2 separate regions of the Homo sapiens genome follow, and region 1 is linked to region 2. Evidence: chromatin contacts called from ENCODE Hi-C data. All regions are on one chromosome and are shown on one strand. The core of a region is the stretch at or near the end of the contact, and the rest is flanking DNA. Distances in the headings are between cores, read along the strand shown.

Region 1 (6,289 bases), core at 2,789-5,288, 7.9 Mb before region 2:
ATATAAAACCTCACATTGCTGTTTTTGAGCCAGGGACAACTGCCCATTCCCAGATCACACACAATCCACTAAGGGTTTTATTTGACTCAAGGGAAGCTCTGCCTAATGTGATAACCCTTGGAGTTGAACAGGAATTTAGGGCTGAAAACCACTCTTGTGAATCAGGTCAATGGTAGAGGAGTAGGGGCAGCAAGGACTGACCCAGAAGTGACAAGAGCTCCTTTTCCTCCAATACAAGAATATTTCTTTTCATTAAGTGAAAATAGCAATTGATTTAAAAAATGTTGAATATGATCTTTACATTTAAAAAAATTGGAGAGGACACATATTAAGATGTTAACACAGTGGTTATTATCTCTGGATAAAGGAAATATAGAGGGCTTCTTTCCTGTGCTTCATTTTCATAATTTTTCTGTTGGAAAAATAAAGAATTTGTTTTCCTTACAAATTTCTATGATTTCTACATTATGAGGAATGTGTGTTAGTTTTATAATTACGGAAAAATCATTCTTTTTCTTTATTAGTATAAAGAGCATGTTTGTAAACCGGAGAAGATCTGTGGAAGTCTGATCGAGATGGTGAAAGGCTAAGCGCAAGAAGAAAAAGGAGCTGAATCTGTGAGAATCAGTGTTTAGTCTGGCAAACAGAATTCTCACATGGGACAAGAGAATCTTCAGATCTTGAAGGGCTGCTAGCATGGGATGATGAATGACTATTCTGCATAGCTTCAGAGGGAAGAACCAGAATCAGCAGGCAGAAATTACAAGGGAAAAATTGTTCACATTAGAAAGAAAATGATCTAACAATCAGGAGCATTCAAAAATGGAATGGACTGCCTGGTGTGGAAGTGCTATCCTTTTTGGAAGAGTTTAAACTGAGGCTGGGTGACTTCCCGTCTGGTTTCCTAGAGAATTCTTAAATGATTGGGAGGCTGAGGCGGATGGATCACGAGGTCAGGAGATCGAGACCATCCTGGCCAACATAGTGAAACCCCATTTCTACTAAAAATACAAAAGAATTAGCTGGGCGAGGTGGTGTGTGCCTGTAGTCCCAGCTACTCAGGAGGCTGAGGCAGGAGAATTGCTTGAACCCAGGAGGCGGAGGTTGCAGTAAGCCGAGATTGTGCCACTGCACTCCAGCCTGGCAACAGAGTGAGACTCCGTCTAATAAAAAAAAAACAAAAAAACAAAAAACACAAAACAAGTAGACAACCACTCAGGCTATTTTTTCACTGTCCAGGTGTTTTGAGGTGTTTTTTCCTTTTCCTTTTCTCAAAATGATTCAAGTAAATACAATACAGGAAATGCTGACACTAAGATCTTGGCAAATTACTTGTGTGTATCTGTTATTTCATATGTAAAATGCAGATAACAGTAGTACTTATAGGGTTGTCATGAGGATTAAAAGAATTACTACATACAAAGCATTTGGTAGAGTGCTGACACACAGTAATCACTAGATAGGTGCAATTATTTTCATTGTAATTTTTTTTTTTAAACTTTTTTTCTAGGTTCAGGGGGACATATGCAGGTTCATTATACAGGTAAATTGCATGTTGCAGTGGTTCAGTGTACAAATTATTTTGTCACCCAGGTGATAAGCATAGTACCCAAGAGGTAGTTTTCTGATCCTCACCTTCCTCCCTCTCTCCACCCTCAAGTAGGCCTTGGTGTCTGTGGTTCCCTTCTTTGTCTCCATGTGTACTCAATGTTTAGCTCCCACTTATAAGTCAGAATAGGTGATATTTGGTTTTCTGTTCCCGTGTTAGTTTGCTTTAGAATAATGGCCTCCAGCTCCATCCACGTTGCTGCAAAGGACATGATCTCGTTTTTTTATGGCTGCATAGTATTCCATGGTGTATATGTACCATGTTTTCTTTATCCAGTCAACCACTGATGGTCATTTATGCTGATTCCATGTCTTTGCTATTGTGAATAGTGCTGTGATGAACATACTTGTGCATGTGTCTTTATGGTAGAACAACTTATATTCCTTTGATAGAACAACTTATAAGAACAACTTAGAATCCAATAATGGGATTGCTGGGTCAAATGGTAATTCTGTTTTGAGTTCTTTGAGAAATCACCAAACTGCTTTTCATAAATTAAATCATAATGTATAATTAATGTGTTACAGGGAATTTGGTGAAGCAAAAATTTACACAAGTATAAGCAGCAAATTCTGGGAGTATTTTTGGGCAGATGGTAGAAGGGCATGTTAGGGAACCAATACAGTACTATTTATAAAAGTCTTTGCTTACAACATATTAATTTCCCAATGAAGGAACGGACCATTCTAAGATTTTAGAATGTAGTGGATGAATTTGATGTGTGGCTTTTATAGTAGACAGCCACTTACTTCTCGAGTTCCTTACAGACACTTGAAGGTTCAGATAATTGCCACGTTTTGCCTTCCCTATTATATGATAAGCAGAAGAGCCCCGGCCCGGCGCAGTGGTCACGCCTGTAATCCCAGCACTTTGGGAGGCCGAGGTGGGTGGATCATTTGAGGTCAGGAGTTTGAGAACAGCCTGGCCAACATAGTGAAACCCTGTCTCTACTAAAAATGCAAAAATATTAGCTGGGCATGGTGGTGCATGCCTGTAATCCCAGCTACTCTGGAGGGTGAGGCAGGAGAATCACCTGAACCTGGGAGGCAGAGGTCCCAGTGAGCCGAGATCGCACCACTACACTCCAGCCTGGGCGACAGAGCGAGACACCGTCTCAAAAACAAACAAACAAACAAACAAACAAGAAACAGAAGAGCCCCAGAACAATAAATGTTTTTCCTCACATAATAAAATACACGAATACATTAAAACTGCTTTTTCTTGTTTGCTTTTTCTAGTTTTTGTTTTACCTGTCCTCTGAGGCAGTTGGGCGAGTAACCGTCTGGAGGGGGTTGTGCAATTCATTAGAGTAAAAGGTGTTGGACAGTATGTCAGCTCCTTCAAGCTCCCTGCAACAGTAGGGCCTGCCGTGAATGACTTCCATGCTTCTTGGCTAAAAAGGCACAACCTGGAAAAGAAAAGGAGGGCACATTTGGCTTGTCGAGTCAAGGCAGGCAGAAAACACATTTTACACTGCTAAATTGTTCAACCTGACGCTGCACAGACGTCACAGGCTTCCCTCTGCACTGAAAGCCGTCAAATCAGTAATAAATAGAGACCTAAATAAGTTCTATGGAAATAAATTTCAACTGAAACAAATCCACAAAGTGGACGGTGCCTCCAAGTAGTCACCAGAATGATCATCCAGTAGGTTCGTACCAGTCCGCTACTTTGTGGCCATCAACTGACATTCAATTCCTGCCTTAAATTTAACTATAACTATTCAAGAAAACTCACTTGACTTTTAGCCTGTGGTCTTTCCGAAAATTAGAGACTCTTCATTCAACAAAATAAGCGCTGTCCTAAAGCCTTCGGGGATTCTGGACAAGAATCCCTTTGCAGATGGTGGAGTCAGTAGTGCAGCACGAACGGGACCCTAAAGGGGATTCCCGGTTTCCAACTGCGTCGGGGAGAATCCCACCTCTCTCTCGGACTTGGGGGAAGGCCAGGAGCCGGCGTAGCTGGGACCAAGGGTGCCAGGGGTCGAGGCCGAGCCTCACGGGCTGTCACTGCCCTGCAAGCGGTGCCTCGGGGGTCTGGACATACCTGGGACATGAGCCTGGGGGCGCTGCGGGACCGCGCCTCCCCTCCCCTCCCCGCAGCTGGCGGCCTTCGCGGGCCGAGGAATTTTGAGGTCGTCCGCACCTACGGCCCGGTGGAGCTGGCAGGCAGGGGCGGGGGCGGGAGAAGGACGGCGGGCAGGCCGGGGTGGGGTGGGGCTGGGGGCGCTTGTGACGGTGGCCGTGACCGCGGCATTAGGTGATGCGTCCTTGAGGGGCTGGGGGCTTCCGGGCGGCGAGCGGGGCGCAGTAGGAGGCTCTTAGAGACCTCGGAGGAAACCAGCCCAGCGCTACGGGACTGGCAAGAATGCGAAGAGGAACCGAGAGTGAACGGAGTGCGAGGCGCCGGGTCGGAGGCGAGAGGGGCTCTTCCGCCTTGCGACCCCTGGCCCCGCCTCCCGGTCCCTTGCCCCGCCCCTCTCGGCTCACCGCCCTGCCTCCAGTCGGACCCCGCCTTGCCCCACCCGCGCCCCGCCCCCAGGCGCCCTCTAGCGGCGGCGGCGATGGCGATACCAGTTTCTTTTTCCAGGGCTACCAGGTCTGGAGCTGTCTCAGGGCCGGCCAGGGAGCTCTCTCATGTGGACTGGGCGGAGGAGGAAGAGCTCCGGTCCAGTGGAGTCCCTGGTGAGGTCGGAGCATCCGACCTGTCCTCCCTCCCCAGGTCACCTCGCAAAAATTGGGGACAGTGTGGCCAGATAGAGGGTGGAGTCTGCAGGATTCTGAAACTGCAGCCCCTGGCATGGCGCCCTAACAGAGTCTCTGCTCCTTCCCTGGTGGGTGCGGACATGGCAAAGTCCTTTACTTGCCTCGTCCCCAGGGCCTAGCCCCACCTTGATTACCTCAGTTTTCCCCAAAAGATACAAATGTGAGCCATGAATCTGCACCTACAGGGTCATGAGTTCCTGTGATGGCTGACAATAAGGGATGTCACCCCCCCCTCGCCACCTGCCACCCCATCAAGGAATGGGATGTGAGGAGGTTAGGTTGTGTGTATATGTGTGATATGGTTAGGCTTTGTGTCCCCACTCAAATCTCATCTTGAATTGTAATACCCATAATCCCCGCTTGTCAAAGGAGAGACCAGGTGGAAGTAATTGGATCATGGGGGCAGTTTCCCCCATGCTGTTCTCGTAATAGCGAGTGAATTCTCACGAGATCTGATGGTTTTATAAGAGGCTCTTCTCCCTTCTCCCAGCACTTTTCCTTCCTGCCCCCTTGTGGAGAAGGTAACTGCTTCTCCGTGGCCTTCTGCCATGATTGTAAGTTTCCTGAGGCCTCCGCAGCCATGTGAGATTGTGAGTCAACTAAACCTCCTTCGTTTATAAATTACCCAGTCTTGGGCAGTTCTTTACAGCATTGTGAGAAAAGACTAATACAGTGTGGGAGGCTAGAAATGAGCCTGCAGGAACCAGAAGGTGAGGGTGAGAATGACCACCTCTGAGAAGAAGGGCGTTGAAACTGTGTGCCAAAGAGTTAAAGAAAACAGTCATAGAAATTCTTGAGTTTACAGGATGGCAGATAAAAGAAACAAATTGCTGAAATGCTGAAATGCCTGGGCTTGTAGGTTAATAAAACTGGCTGAAATCCACTGGAACATATAAGGCCAACTAGAGTCTGCACAGATCCAGCTTGCTGACCTTACAGCTGAATTTCTACTGCCATGTTTCATACTAACTCCTCACTGAATTTGCACGTGGAACCCTTAGGTAGCATGAAGAAATAAGAGCACATGCGCAAGGACTTTCCAGACTTCCTCTTTCCTTCCACCAAGCACCTGCTAATCCCAGAATCCACACTCAAAACCATTTCTAATAAAATAATTGTCCTAAAGCCAGCACAGGGAGACAGATTTGAGCTGGACTTCCTATTTCTTTGTTGGTTGACATGCAATAAAAGTTTTTATTTTATCAAAAACCCAGTGTTATAGTATTGACTTCTAGTGCCTCGGGCAGCGAGCCTCCTTTGCTTGGTAACAGTATGATGGTGCCTTTGCTATTCTCTGCCTACTTTACAACTTTCTACTAACCAACCAGTGGGCATTCATTTTGTGCTGTGCCTTCTATGTGAGTGTTACCTGGAGTGGGGGAAGAAAGGTGTATTGAAGTAGGCACAGTGGTAATTTTGTAGTCTTGGTTTATTTCTTAGTTCCTGCACCTCTGCCGACCTTCCAGTAGTTACCACCCACTAAGCCTAGAGGAATAGATCCTGCTGGAGACAGAGTTGTGTATTAGGTGAAACTGGCTTTTATCTTTGACATCTTTATTTCCCCTCCAATTTCTGGTAGTTCATTGTAAGCTTTTGCCCCTTTTCTGCTCCTCTGTGTTCAGGATCTCCCATTAAATTCCTTGTCTCCCCAGCCCATTTCATGTCCCCAGTCTTCCAGTACTTTCTATACTTCACCTTTTTCTCATCCTCAACCTTAGTCCTATTTTCCCATGGCTTGATTCTTCCTGGGAGGAATAACTGAGCATGATAGATTTAATCAGAGGCATCTGATGAAGATGCATCACTAGCCATGTATGTACATGGATGGTAGTGACACCGGAGAAAGTGTGTCAACTCCAGGTTGAATGATCAGGATATGCCATGTGATAGCCTCCAGGTTCTAGGGGATTTGAAA
Region 2 (6,461 bases), core at 2,712-5,211:
GTATTGATCTGCTCCTGATAAAATTGTAAGAAGCTTTCATTTTGAATTCTAAAATCTATTTCTTTAACTGCTATCCCCTAAACTGCAGGCAGTTTCTATTTCTGCCACCTTTTTTCACTGAGATTCATTTAATTTCCCTAGTTTCACATTAAAAATGCTGTCTTCTTCATTTAAAATAATAATTTCTTTGCTTTTTTTTTTGAGATAGGGTTTCACTCTGTCATGCAGGCTGGAGTGTAGTTGCACGATCATGGCTCACTGCAGTCTTGACCTACTGGGCTCAAGCAGTCCTCCAACTTCAGCCCCCTTAGTAGCTGAGATTAAAGGCACACGTAACCACGCCCGGCTAATTTTTGTATTTTTTGTAGAGACAGGATTTTGTCATGTTGCCCAGGCTGGTCTCGAACTCCTGGGCTCAAACGATCTGCCCACCTCGGCCTCCCAAAGTGCTTGGATTATGGACATTGCACCCGTCTGGTAATATCATTTCTTGAGGTAGAGTTTTGCTTTTGAAATTTCTCAGATTTCGTATCTCAGTGGTTCAAATTTGCCATGTCTTGCTATTTGATTTCCAGGTCATATATCATTGCATTCAGGTTTTCTCCTCTTTAGAAAGCCTGGGATGGTAACTCTCTCCTTCAATTTTTTCATCAGTTGCTATACAATTTTTTTTTTTTGGTTCTAATTGCTGGTATGGCCTGACACTAAAGGTTTATCCTGAAGGCCTAGAAATCAATGCTCTTTTTCAATATAACTTGATTCTGTACTCTTGGCTTTTCTTGATACATGTGAATTGTTATAATCATGACCTGGGACACATCTTCCTGTATCTGATTAAATTCAAGTACCCTTTTCATCAGATTCGACCTCCAGGTTATCTAAATGAGCTCCCCAAAAGGAGAAACAATCACATTGCAGAAAGTTTTTCTTTACTTTTTTGGTACCTGGCCTAAGGAAGATTATACATTTTATCAACATAATTTCCTGTGTTGCTTTTATTAGATTTGATTTTTTTTTAACCTGAAGTTTAAAATGGTTAAGATAGTTTTAATGTAATTATTTGTATGGCTTTTTAAGCCTTTTGATTATCACTCTGGTTATATAAATGACTTATTTCACAAGTAACTTGTGATTCTGTATTGATACAGTGTTTTGAGCCCTTTAAAAACTTCCTCAAAATCAAATTCCAATTTAAGTTTTTTAAATGTAGAATTAACTTTGGAATTTTCCAGTTGGACTCCTGGAAAGCATTAAAACATATCTTTCTCATCTTTTAGAGGTATTAAATGATTTGGGTTATTTGGTAAATTTTATAAGAAATATTGTCAAACGATAACTGATACTAGATTTTTCTTTTATTTGCATTTATGGGAATATTGTTTATATGAATGTTTGAAAAATTATATAAGTCCATACAAGTATGCTGGGAATGATGGCTCATGCCTATAATCCCAACACTTTGGGAGGCTGAGGTCAGAGGATTACTTATAGCCAGGAATTTGTGTCCAGCTTGGGCAACAAAACAAGACCCTGTCTCTATTAAAACAAAACAAAACAAAACAAAAACAAAAAAAACCAAAAAAAAACCAAGCATGGTGGTACAAACGTGTAGTCCCAGCTACTTGAGAGGCTGAGGCAGAAGGATTGCTTGAGTCCAGGAGTTTGAGATTGCAGTCAGCTATGAATGTGCCACTGCACTCTAGCCTGGGCAATAGAGCAAGACCCCATCTTTAAAAAAAATTCGTACAAATGTATTATATTACCAGTCATAATTCTGGTTATCTTAAAATACTGTATATAATAGCAATAAATAAATGTTCTTCTCAGTTGTTAACTTCATCAGATTTTTAACCATGGCTATTTTAAGTTTTTGTCATCCATATTATTGTTTTGAATTCTTTTTTAAAAAACAGACTCCTGGAAAATATTCTAACAAGTACTCTTTTATTTTTATTTATTTATTTTTGAGACAATCTTGCTCTGATGCCCAGGCTGGGGTGCAGTGGCACGATCCTGGTTCATTGCAACCTCTGCCTCCCTGGTTCCAGTGATTCTCATGCCTCAGCCTCCTGAGTAGCTGGGATTACAGGCATGCGCTACCACGCTGGGTTAATTTTTTGTATTTTTAGTAGAGATGGGGTTTCACTATATTGGCCAGGCTTTTCTCCAACTCCTGGCCTCAAATGATCCTCCCGCCTTGGCCTCCCAAATTGCTGGGATTACCGGCATGAACCATTGTGCCTGGCCCTAAAATATACTCTTAGATTTGGGTTTCTAACAACTTGAAGATCAATGGACAATATAACAATTTCCAGAACTGTAATAAAAAAGTGGGTTCATGAAACTATTAATCAAGATCAGGCAGAACAAGAATTAATTACGTGAGTTTAACTAATGAAGACAATGTTTTTATGATATTATTTCAAATGTTGTTGGTTCTTTACTCAAATAGTTTTTTCCAGATTTAAGAAAATCTTGTCTTTTAAGCTATTTATAATTTACAGCAATTTGATAGAGTATACTTGTGTAAAAAAAGATAAAAACTTTTTTTCTCTTTACTTGATTCCTCCATAATTAGAAAACCATTTGTGAGTCTTCTTATGGTAATATGGTCATTTCAATAAGTCTAATAAAAATCTGCTCTCTCTGTATAGCAGAATACAATTGGAAACTGGTTATATTACCAAGGCTTTGACTGAAAGGTCATTTTTAAAAATATTGAGGCCGGACGCGGTGGCTCACGCCAGCAATCCCAGCACTTTGGGGGACTGAGGTGGGTGGATCGTTTGAACCCAGGAGTTCGAGAGCAACCTGGACATGGCGAAACTCCATCTCTACAAAAAATACAAAAATTAGCCAGGTGTGGTGGTCTGTGCCTGTAGTCCCAGCTTACTAGGAAGGCTAAGGTGGGAGAATCGTTTGAGCCCGGGAGGCTGAGGCTTCAGTGCTTCAGTGAGCAGTGATCCTGTCACTGCACTCCAGTCTAGGCGACCCTGTCAGGGAGACCCAGTCTCAGTTAAAAAAAAAAAAAAAACCCAAAACCCAAAAAACTAAAACTAGAATGGTATTTTCTACTGGGAATGTGGATTTGTGGATTGATGGTGAAATACTGGAAATTTAAAGCCTACACTAGAATCCATTGAAAAAAGCAAACAAGAAAAACTTCAAGGTTGGCTACATTGAATTTGAATGTAAAGATTAAAAAAAAATAAGTAAAAAACAAAAGAAGACATAGATCCAATCCCATATACCAGGAAATGCACTCTAAGGTATATACGGAAAATATATTTAACACATGTGTATCAGGACGCAGGCACAAGTAACTTCAAAGCAGCGCTGTTTCAAATAGTAAAAAAAGGAAAAACTGGAAACTGTTCAAAAGCTTCATCATCTCGATGATCTTGGTCTTCCGCCTCGCCTTCTTCTCCAAGGTGAATATGTACTGGGCCAGCACCACCCCCGCCACCAGGGCGCACACGCTGGCGCTCGCTACCGCGACCACCCTCGCCACGGTCGCGCGGTGCATGGACGGGGCCCTCATGAGTGTCCCGGCAGGAAAAAAACACCGCGATTGGGACTCTCAGAAGCGCAGGATCCCAGAGCACCATGGACAAGCCAGTGACGCCCCGCCCCCACTAGGCCCCACCCACACGCACCGAGGGGAGAGGGCGGTCACGCGGCCGGGGGGGCGTGGCCTGCCCCCGGAGCCCAGGCAGGAGGAGGGTCTTCCTTAAGGAACTGCTGCCAGGACAGGGCAGAGGATTGCAGTAATTATCACTCTCTGCTAATGAGGACCAGGCCGTGGTTCACTCGAGCCCCGCCCCAGTAGCAATCTAATTCCAACCGCGGCCCTCTCAGAAGTCGGTCCCCGCCTTTGCGCCTCAGCCTCTCTGGACTCCAGCCCCCAGAAGTCGGCGCGGCACGGCGTGACCTGCGCAGTGGCGTCCGTTGTAAGTGCTATGACAACAGGGCGAAGATGGCTCAGAGTTAGGCTGGAGAGGGGAGGTGTCCCTTCCGCTGCGGCCGTCGGGTTTCTGCTACATCCCATTCACCGCCTCCTCCATCCTTTCCTCCTCGGTGTGAGCAGCAGGACTTGCATTTGTTCTCGCCTGCCTAGTGTCTTCCAAGGGATAGATGCCGTTTCCTCTGCTGGTCTCTGGGGGTGACGGGGGGCGCAGGGGAGCTTCTTGGGGGAATCACTCCAACTCTGTGGAGCTGGTGGTGCTGCCTGGTGGGGCTCTCTCTTTGCCCGGGACGTGGAACAACTTTCAGCTGGAGGACGAGAGGGAATAGTGAAGCTAAAGGTTGCTTTTCTCTGCACCGTCCGTTCTTGCTCCCTCTGCTCCATCACTGGGACCTTGTCAGGCGTTCATAAAGCAAAATTTGCCGAACGAGGGTTCGCAGAAAGGTGGGGCAGAGCTCATCTGACGTGGCATCAGGTAAGATGGTATGTCTGTTGTTAAACTTCGGGTACATGAATACCCTTTCCATGTTTTATTTTGTGAACAAGATTCTCTAATGCAGTATAATGGTTTGGAGTCTGTAAGGTGATTGATTTCTTAGATGTTTGCACTGAAATAAACAAACACTAGGAGCACAAAGTGTATGAGATTCTGTGAGTACTTTTGAGAAAAAAGGGATGAGAATTTTTAAGGATTCCATTGAGGAATGTCACTTGGAGCATGAGCATCCTCCTGAGACACTTCAACAGGTCTGTGAGTAAATGGGCAAAGCAGTTCCCAGCCTACGACTGAAGTAGGATGCATGTACTAATACCCCCAATCCTTCTAGTAATAGGATTATTGTTTCTCCTCTTGTTACTTGGAGACCACAACAGTTTAGATGAGCTGCGCTGATTTTATCAGCACCTCCTGCCAGTCAAATCCTGCCTTTGACTTCAATTTCCTGGAGAAATGTATTTTTTTGGGTATCTCACTTTTACTTTAAAAATGAAACCGTATCTTACAGGTATACACATCTTACATGTCCTCATTGATAAACAACTTGAAAGATGCTGCAGGATAAGCTATGGGTCTTAAGTTGGCCAGCATTCAGAGAAAGATTTTCTAACTTATTAGCATTTTATAAAGAAAACAATTACTGAGATTTTTTTCATGAATATACGGAAGAATTAAAAAAAAAACTAGAAAACCCAGAAGTTTTTAAAGAAGAATTTTAAAAAACTTTATTTTGAAAATAAGTTACAAGTTATTTGTCAGAGTTTAAGGGATTTTTCCTTGTGTGTAATTGTCGTGGTTAAATTACAACTATACACTTATATTTATGGTACAACTTCTTGATAGAAATGCTCACTGAAGGGAAAAAATCCAACAGCAATAGTATATATAGTAATTTTAAAACTTTTACACCTTTTGAGGGATGTAGTAAGTCTTACGCTTTAGAATACTTTGAAATATTTTTGAAAATTATTAAAATACATGAAATTATTATAAAACATCCCTGCTGGTTAATAACATTTCCATTAGTGATTACTATCAGTCTTTGTGAGTCCCATTTAAAATTTCGGTCCAGAGGGTGAGTTTGGCATTCGTAATTGTGTCTTGCACAGAACACACTACCACCGTCTCTTTCAACTACCACTACTACCACTGTCTCTCCTACTAGCACTGTTTCTACTGTTGGGTTATTACTGACATCTATTGAGTACTTGCTATGGGTTGAGCCATTTTATCCTCCTCCACCCTAGAACAATTGAGATACTAGAGGATAAGGGACTTGTTTAAGATCATGTAGTGTAACGTGGTCAGAAAGTGCACCCAGAGCTGTCCTACTCCAAATTTTGTGTTATTTTGCCCTTTGAGTCTTTTGTTGAAAATTCCAACAGTGAGCCCTTGTATTATTGCCTTCAAAAGCAGTATACTTCTTTTGAACACTACATGCATTTGTCATCTTTCTTTGACTGGAAGACCTGATTTCTACTTTCTTAAATTTGGTGTGACACTGGCATAACCTGGAGAAAGCAAAGCTCTGAAAATGAACAACAGCTGCAAGGTCTGTTTCCAGAACTGACCTTCAAACCTGTATGTTTTTTCCACAGCATTCTTTGGGGTTATTGTTTTCACAGCTGATCATATTGTAGGACTAGGTCAATGAGGTGTTCAAGACCAGCCTGGGCAACATAGTGAGACCTCGTCTTTGCCGAGCATGGCAGAAAAAATAAAAATTATTAAAACTTTTTAAAATATTAAAAAAAGAACAATAGCAAATTAAATTCAGAAGGTCAGCAAAAAAAGGTCAGCCACCTCTTAAATGAAACCTAAATCTGAGTAAACTTGTTGTAGAAAAAAAAGTATTCAAAACAAAAAAGTGTCAAGTGAAGAGTATAGAAGAGAATTTCTGGAGTTTAGGGGATAAGGAGATTATCTCCCATTTATTATTCTAATAAGGCATTAGAAACTAATCTGTTATGCCTGTTTATAGGACTGCACCTGTTACAACCT

Evidence for each region. Hi-C counts contacts between places; a loop is a spot of excess contacts on that map. Pooled maps may share reads with other maps.
Region 1: a loop to region 2 is called in a pooled map, with 7 times the contacts of the local background. The contact joins the promoter of SPMIP4 here to the promoter of BBS9 in region 2. A Hi-C loop is called at or near these places in 3 of 50 pooled maps.

The regions. Positions count from the first base shown.
Region 1 is chr7:25,176,316-25,182,604 of GRCh38, forward strand. It overlaps SPMIP4 (sperm microtubule inner protein 4), which reads right to left and starts at 4,039. Exons shown (of 10, transcript NM_138811.4): 1 at 3,347-4,039; 2 at 2,860-3,017. The coding sequence starts at 2,993. All of the region lies in intron 1 of LOC124901603 (a long non-coding RNA gene), which reads left to right. LOC124901602 (a long non-coding RNA gene) reads left to right here. Exons shown (of 2, transcript XR_007060260.1): 2 at 525-1,316. RefSeq lists silencers at 3,545-3,824, 3,885-4,274.
Region 2 is chr7:33,125,603-33,132,063 of GRCh38, forward strand. It overlaps BBS9 (Bardet-Biedl syndrome 9), which reads left to right and starts at 3,962. Exons shown (of 23, transcript NM_198428.3): 1 at 3,962-4,439. RefSeq lists enhancers at 3,375-3,424, 3,915-4,024 and a silencer at 3,565-3,864.